Linked DNA regions of Homo sapiens: region 1 is linked to region 2. A link is a loop called in an ENCODE intact Hi-C map of the cell type or tissue named here. Cell type or tissue: HepG2. All regions are shown on one strand. Links, peaks and the distances in the headings refer to the core of each region. The heading gives the core; the rest is flanking DNA.

Region 1 (2,817 bases), core at 248-2,747, 93 kb before region 2:
ACCAGAAAAGGGAGAGCATCCATCTCCACAATCGCTACAGAGCTCCTAGTACGATTCACTGGGGCTGCCCCAGAGGAGTTAACCCAGACTTCAGGATTTCCTGACATGCAGAATAGTTTTTCTTTTTTGTTTTTTTTCTTTTTTTTGGGACAAAGTTTTACTCTTGTTGCCCAGGCTGGAGTGCAATGGCGTGAGCTCAGCTCATTGCAATCTCCGCCTCCTGGGTTCAAATGATTCTTCTGCCTCAGCCACCTGAGTAGCTGAGATTACAGGCGCCCGCCACCATACCCAGCTAATTTTTGTGTTTTTAGTAGAGACAGGGTTTCACCATGTTGGTCAGGCTGGTCTTGAACTCCTGACCTCAGGTGATCCACCCGCCTCAGCCTCCCAAAATACTGGGATTACAGGTATGAGCCACTGCACCCAGCCCCAGAATAGTTTTTCATGTGTTGATGCTCACCTCACACCCAGTTATGATTTACTAGACTGTAAACTTAGAAGAAACCAAAACTATAAAGAAATTTAAATCCATCTTCTTTTTCTCCATCTCTACCAGACTGCTTCACCCTAATCCTTTACCTTGTTTTGCCTGGGGCATTATAATTACTGTCTCCATTACTGCTGGAATGACCTTTCTAACGTGTGGAAGATAAGGCCCAATATTCTCCACATGGAATCCAAGGTTTCTTGTGACCAGATGTCTGCATTTGCTTTCTCACCAGTTTCTAGATTGCATTTTGCTTCCCAAAATTCCAAGCTATCATGCCTACATAGATGTGTACGCGTCTGTGCCTTTGCTTATGCTCTTCTTTCTTTGTGAATTGTCCTTCTCAGTTGTATTTGCTAAACTCCTATGTATACTTCAAAACTCAGGTTAGGCATCACCTCTCCTGGCCTCCTCAGGCTGAGCTCAGTGTCCTCAAATCTCTGTTTCCATTGCCCCTATATATTTGATTGTTTATCACATTTAATGTTTTTTTCTTTTTCTTGAGATGGAGTCTCACTCTGTCGGCAGGCTGGAGGGCAGTGGCTCCATCTCTGCTCACTGCAACTTCCGCTTCCCAGGTTCAAGTGATTCTCCTGCCTCAGCCTCCCGAGTAGCTGGGACTACAGGTGCCCACCACCATGCCCGGCTAATTTTTGTATTTTTAGTAGAGACGGGGTTTCACCATGTTGGCCAGGATGGTCTTGATCTCTTGACCTTGTGATCCACCCACCTCGGGCTCCCAAAGTACTGAGATTACAGGCATGAGCCACCACAGCTGGCTTAAATTTTTTTTTTTTTCATTTTGTCTCTCTGCCCCAAAGAAATTCTATGTGCTATATTCATTAATCCCTAGCATAGGATCTCACATAGACATTAGATAAACATTAAACTTACTAAAATCTCGCTAATTTTTAGATAAGGAGAATGCAATTTTTATGCATTGAGCACCCCCAATTTCCTCTGGCAAATTAAAGATGTTACTTAGTTTGTAACAATTCAGAAAACTTTAACTATGGTAGCTCCAATTGCACAATTGGTTGGCACCAGGTACTTACAAAACAGAAAGCTTCAATTCATGGAAACCTAGAGCACTGCATTACAATGATCACTGGTGCTGTTAATTGTAACTCTCTGGAATAGAAACACGTGACATTAGCCAATAACCATGGTCTCTTATGATGAGCTGCCTACTTCGTATAGAGATGGCTCTCGTTGTTATCAACGTCGTTTTCAAGCCTCCAAGTTGCTTGTACATGTTATGCGACTTACCTTATTCAGAATCCAGAAGGCCACAAATGTCTGGGAATGTTCATGACTGAGTGAATAAAACTGTTCTAAAGAATAATTTTTAAAATTCTTCTGGTTGGTACAAATAGGAAACACTGTTTAGTTGCAATCACCAAATTAAGGTAGACAAATCTATGGAGGAAAAAATGTGCATTATTGACATCTCTGAGCTGAGAAACATTTTTCAGTCACACTGTACAGCCCATCCAGGAATTACTGAGCTCCAAATATAGATGATGACTAAGATATATAGAATCTCCTCGACAGGGCTTGCTTAAGCCTGAGCACTTTCCCCAGGGCTGCTGCATATTGTACTTGCACATCTCAGATTTGGTCAAAACCAGGCCTCTATCAGAACGGCGGCCAAGAACTGTTGGCTCTTCTGATCCCTGAATACTGGTTGTCTACACATGTGGGAGATATTCTCCTCTCTTTTTAGCATCCTTTCTTCTGTCATCACACTTCAAGGGCTTTACTCAAATTTAACACATGGCAAATGTGTGAATGCTTCAGATGCTGAATGAATTAAAAATGTAAGTGATTCTTTAACTAGATCATGGGTAACCCCCCAAAAGGCCAAGGATGGGGGAAATGAAATAATTCGACAATGAGACTTTCTAGCACACAGTTGAATCCCCTGTGCAGAGTATGCTTTTTTAATGCAATCTCTAGCATAACTTCTCAGGTATTAACTCTGGAAATATTTGTTTGTTCAAAGTTTCTCATCATAAACAGGAAGGCAGAGATTTGCAGAGCTTTTGTTCATGCTTTATTTTCTTCATGAGTAACTAATTAGTAGCTTAGAAGATTACCAGAAAGATTTTAGAAAAATGACACAATGGCATTGGTTAGTATTTATGCTTTAAGTTTTGACCATTTAAAGCAGAAAAATAGGGAACTGGGCAATTGGCCCAGCCATCTATAACAGTCACAAGAAGAAGTTGACTGACAAGAGAACAAGGCACATACTGTTTTTTTCCTGGCAAATATGAACAACAAGCATAGACACTCGAAAAATATTCGATGCAGATCTCAAAAAAGGA
Region 2 (2,817 bases), core at 124-2,623:
GTAATTTCTCAAAGTTCATTTATAGTTCATTCCTTTCACACTCTATCAATACCCATGGCCATACAGAGACTCCCAAATTCCTTTGTCCAATCTTGATTACTCTTCTGAGATCCAGAGCTATATAGCTAGATGGATGTCTTTCTAGCTGTCTCTATTGGGATATCAGAAAGACACACTTCAACACTATATGCTTCTGAATTCGTAACATTTCCCACAATAACAACCTTAGTCTGCTTCCAGTGGTTCCTCTCTGAGTAAAACCAGCATCCACCATTTGGAGATGCTTCAACGCTGGCAGTCAATCCAGTCTTTCTCTCTCTCACTGTGTGTAAATTGTCTCTCTCCCAGTCAAGGGAGATTTTCCTTCCTAGGTTTCTCTGTCTCCATCCTCACCACCACCCTCATCCTAGAAACCATGCCTGCCCATGCCGCAACCTCTTGATTTGTCTCCATACATCTGGCCTGTCCATCTGCGTTTGTTCTCCACATGGTGAACAGAAAGTTCTTTACAAAATGCAAACCTGATTTTACCACCCTTTGCCTAAAATCCTTCCGCAGCTTACCCCAACTCCAGGTATAAAGCCCATAGGCTCTTCGTGGTCTTCTCCTGCCTAAGTCATTCACTCCATCTGCACCCTACTCCCCCCACCCCAGGATGCCCAAGCACCGGCGACACCCAGTGCTTTCAGCTCATCAGACAAACCATTCCTTTCCCCACCTCTGCCACCTCCACCAGGCCTTGAAGACATTTTCCCTCTACTCAGAAGGTACTCCTCATCCTTCGGCAAGTTCAACCCTATTTCTCCTTCAGATCTCAGCTGAAACATGACCCCTCCAGAAAGGCTTTCCTGAGTGTCCCGTCTAGCTCAGCCCCTCACCACGCTTCCCGGCTCTCGGCCTCTCCTGGAAGCGCTGGCCACTGCTGGGCTTCCGCACTTCCTCTGTGTGTATGTGACTGCATGTTCCGAGGCTCCACATCTTTGGGCTTAGGAACCACTTCAGGTTTCATTGTTTTCTGTACAAATCACGGTGTGTAGCCAGGACCTGGCATATAGCAGGCACTTGATAAATATTCACTAATATCAGTCAATGATTTCACCCTTTTTATGCAAACTTTTGCAACAGGCTGGATTATTCAGGAGGGATAGTATATTCTTGAGTTATCAGTCAAGTAGATTCCCTCTCCTCCCCTGCCCTGTCCTCAACCAGCCTGACTTCAGCAATTTCACTCATTATTTGTCTTCTAGAAGAGACAACTTGCCTCCTAGAGATAGATGAGAGGGCGACTTACTCTGCCTACTTACAGGTCATGCTAGAAACGTTTTTCTAGGAAAGGTACTGAAACCCTTAACAAAAATCAGTTTGTGGTTCATCAATTCACATTGTTTAAATGCCTCATGAGAATGGACAAGTGGAAGTAAGCTACAGCTATTTTTGTGACTCACCAAAACTAGAGGTCACAGCTGTGCCCCAGGGCAGTCCTGCCCAAAGCTACTTGCTTTCAACCTCACATGAGTCACCCTGTGCGGCTGGAAAGAGCAAAGTCTTGACGGAGATTCCATTTTTTTTTTTTCTGGCCGAATGACTAATAAAAGATCACCTTGTCAAATTTAGCCTTAGCAACAGGCAGTAAATTTGTAAGTGTACTGTTGAATTAAGTTCCTGCTCTTAAATTTGAAAGGATAGATTTGTCACCTTAAAAAAAAAAGATTTTAATTTTAAAAACAAGTGATTCTCTTTATCCTCTGTAAAGATTCCTGGCAAGTTATCTTTGCCAGGGCAAAAAATAGAGGCCTGGAGGCTTTCATGTATTTTCTAAAGGTGAGCAGGTCACCGGTCAAAAGTTCTTCACTATAGACAAAGGGATGGTGTATTTACTATTGCTTATACAGATAGTTGTGTTTAAACTGGTTGGCCTTTAAATATTTGACCCCAAGAAGAGGGCATCTTTTCTTTATCAGGCTAAAAGTTTTTAAACGTAGAAAAATCAAATAAAGAAAACGGAAATTTTCAAAGATTAGAAGGGATCCAGATTTAGCCACAGTGAAATTGCTCAGCACAGGGGACATCTAAGAAAGCATACTATACTAAAAAAAATTCTTCATTATTACTATCATTCCCATATTTGAAGTTTGTCCATAAATGCAAACCACAAATATAGAACATTGCATCACAAAGATGTTCTTCATAGCCTAAGAAAGTAGAGCTGCTGGACTTCTCTTCATTATCAAGATTTACCATTACAGGCTTTACACTTTTAAATTTGTTTGTATCCGTTTTACCAATGAGGAAATTGACAGCCAGAGAAGTTAATTAATTTGTTTAGTGGTTCCCAGAGTACAAAGAGCATAAAAAGCTGAGCAGGCACCATGGTGCTTAGGAGTGTGGACTCTAAAGACATGCTGCATGTGTTTACATCCCTGCTCCATCATCCACTGTGTGACTGCAGGCAAGTCCAATGGCTACTCTAAGCCTTGGCTTCCTTGGCTATGAAACACAGATGATAATACTGAGCTCGTACCATCATTTTACATTCTAAGTGAGATCATGCATAGCAAGCAGTCGAAACAGTGCCTGGCACATCGTAAGCTCTTAAAAGCTTTAGCTGTGTTTTAAAATCACCTGGAGAGCTCACTAAAGATTAGGATACCTGGGAACCTCCTCAAGAGATCATGATTCACTAGATCTGGGCAAGAACCTAGGAATCTGCATTTTGATAAACACTGCCAGTGAGTTGGAAAACCACTATTAGTGCAGCCAGATGTACCTAATTCCAAAGTTAATGTTGCCTCATCAGGAAGCAAATTCTTCAGTCCC

What was found. Peaks named below come from ENCODE experiments on the same cell type or tissue, not always from the same donor. Only the 100,000 strongest peaks of a DNase experiment are listed, where the experiment ranks them.
Region 1: it touches region 2 in a loop (3.0-fold over the local background); 4 of 110 quality-filtered maps call a loop at or near these places.

Annotation. Positions count from the first base shown.
Region 1 is chr18:11,406,036-11,408,852 of GRCh38, forward strand. All of the region lies in intron 1 of LOC107985173 (a long non-coding RNA gene), which reads right to left. The region is part of intron 1 of LOC124904250 (a long non-coding RNA gene); the gene reads right to left. Among named protein-coding and RNA genes, the nearest start is that of LINC01928, 47 kb to the right of the region's middle. In HepG2, for the core only: no CTCF peak of the experiment used is centred there; no DNase peak of the experiment used is centred there.
Region 2 is chr18:11,499,140-11,501,956 of GRCh38, forward strand. All of the region lies in intron 2 of LINC01255 (long intergenic non-protein coding RNA 1255), which reads left to right. Among named protein-coding and RNA genes, the nearest start is that of LINC01255, 12 kb to the left of the region's middle. In HepG2, for the core only: no CTCF peak of the experiment used is centred there; DNase peaks (open chromatin) are centred at 1,472, 1,842 and 2,382; H3K4me3 peaks cover 1,182 bases.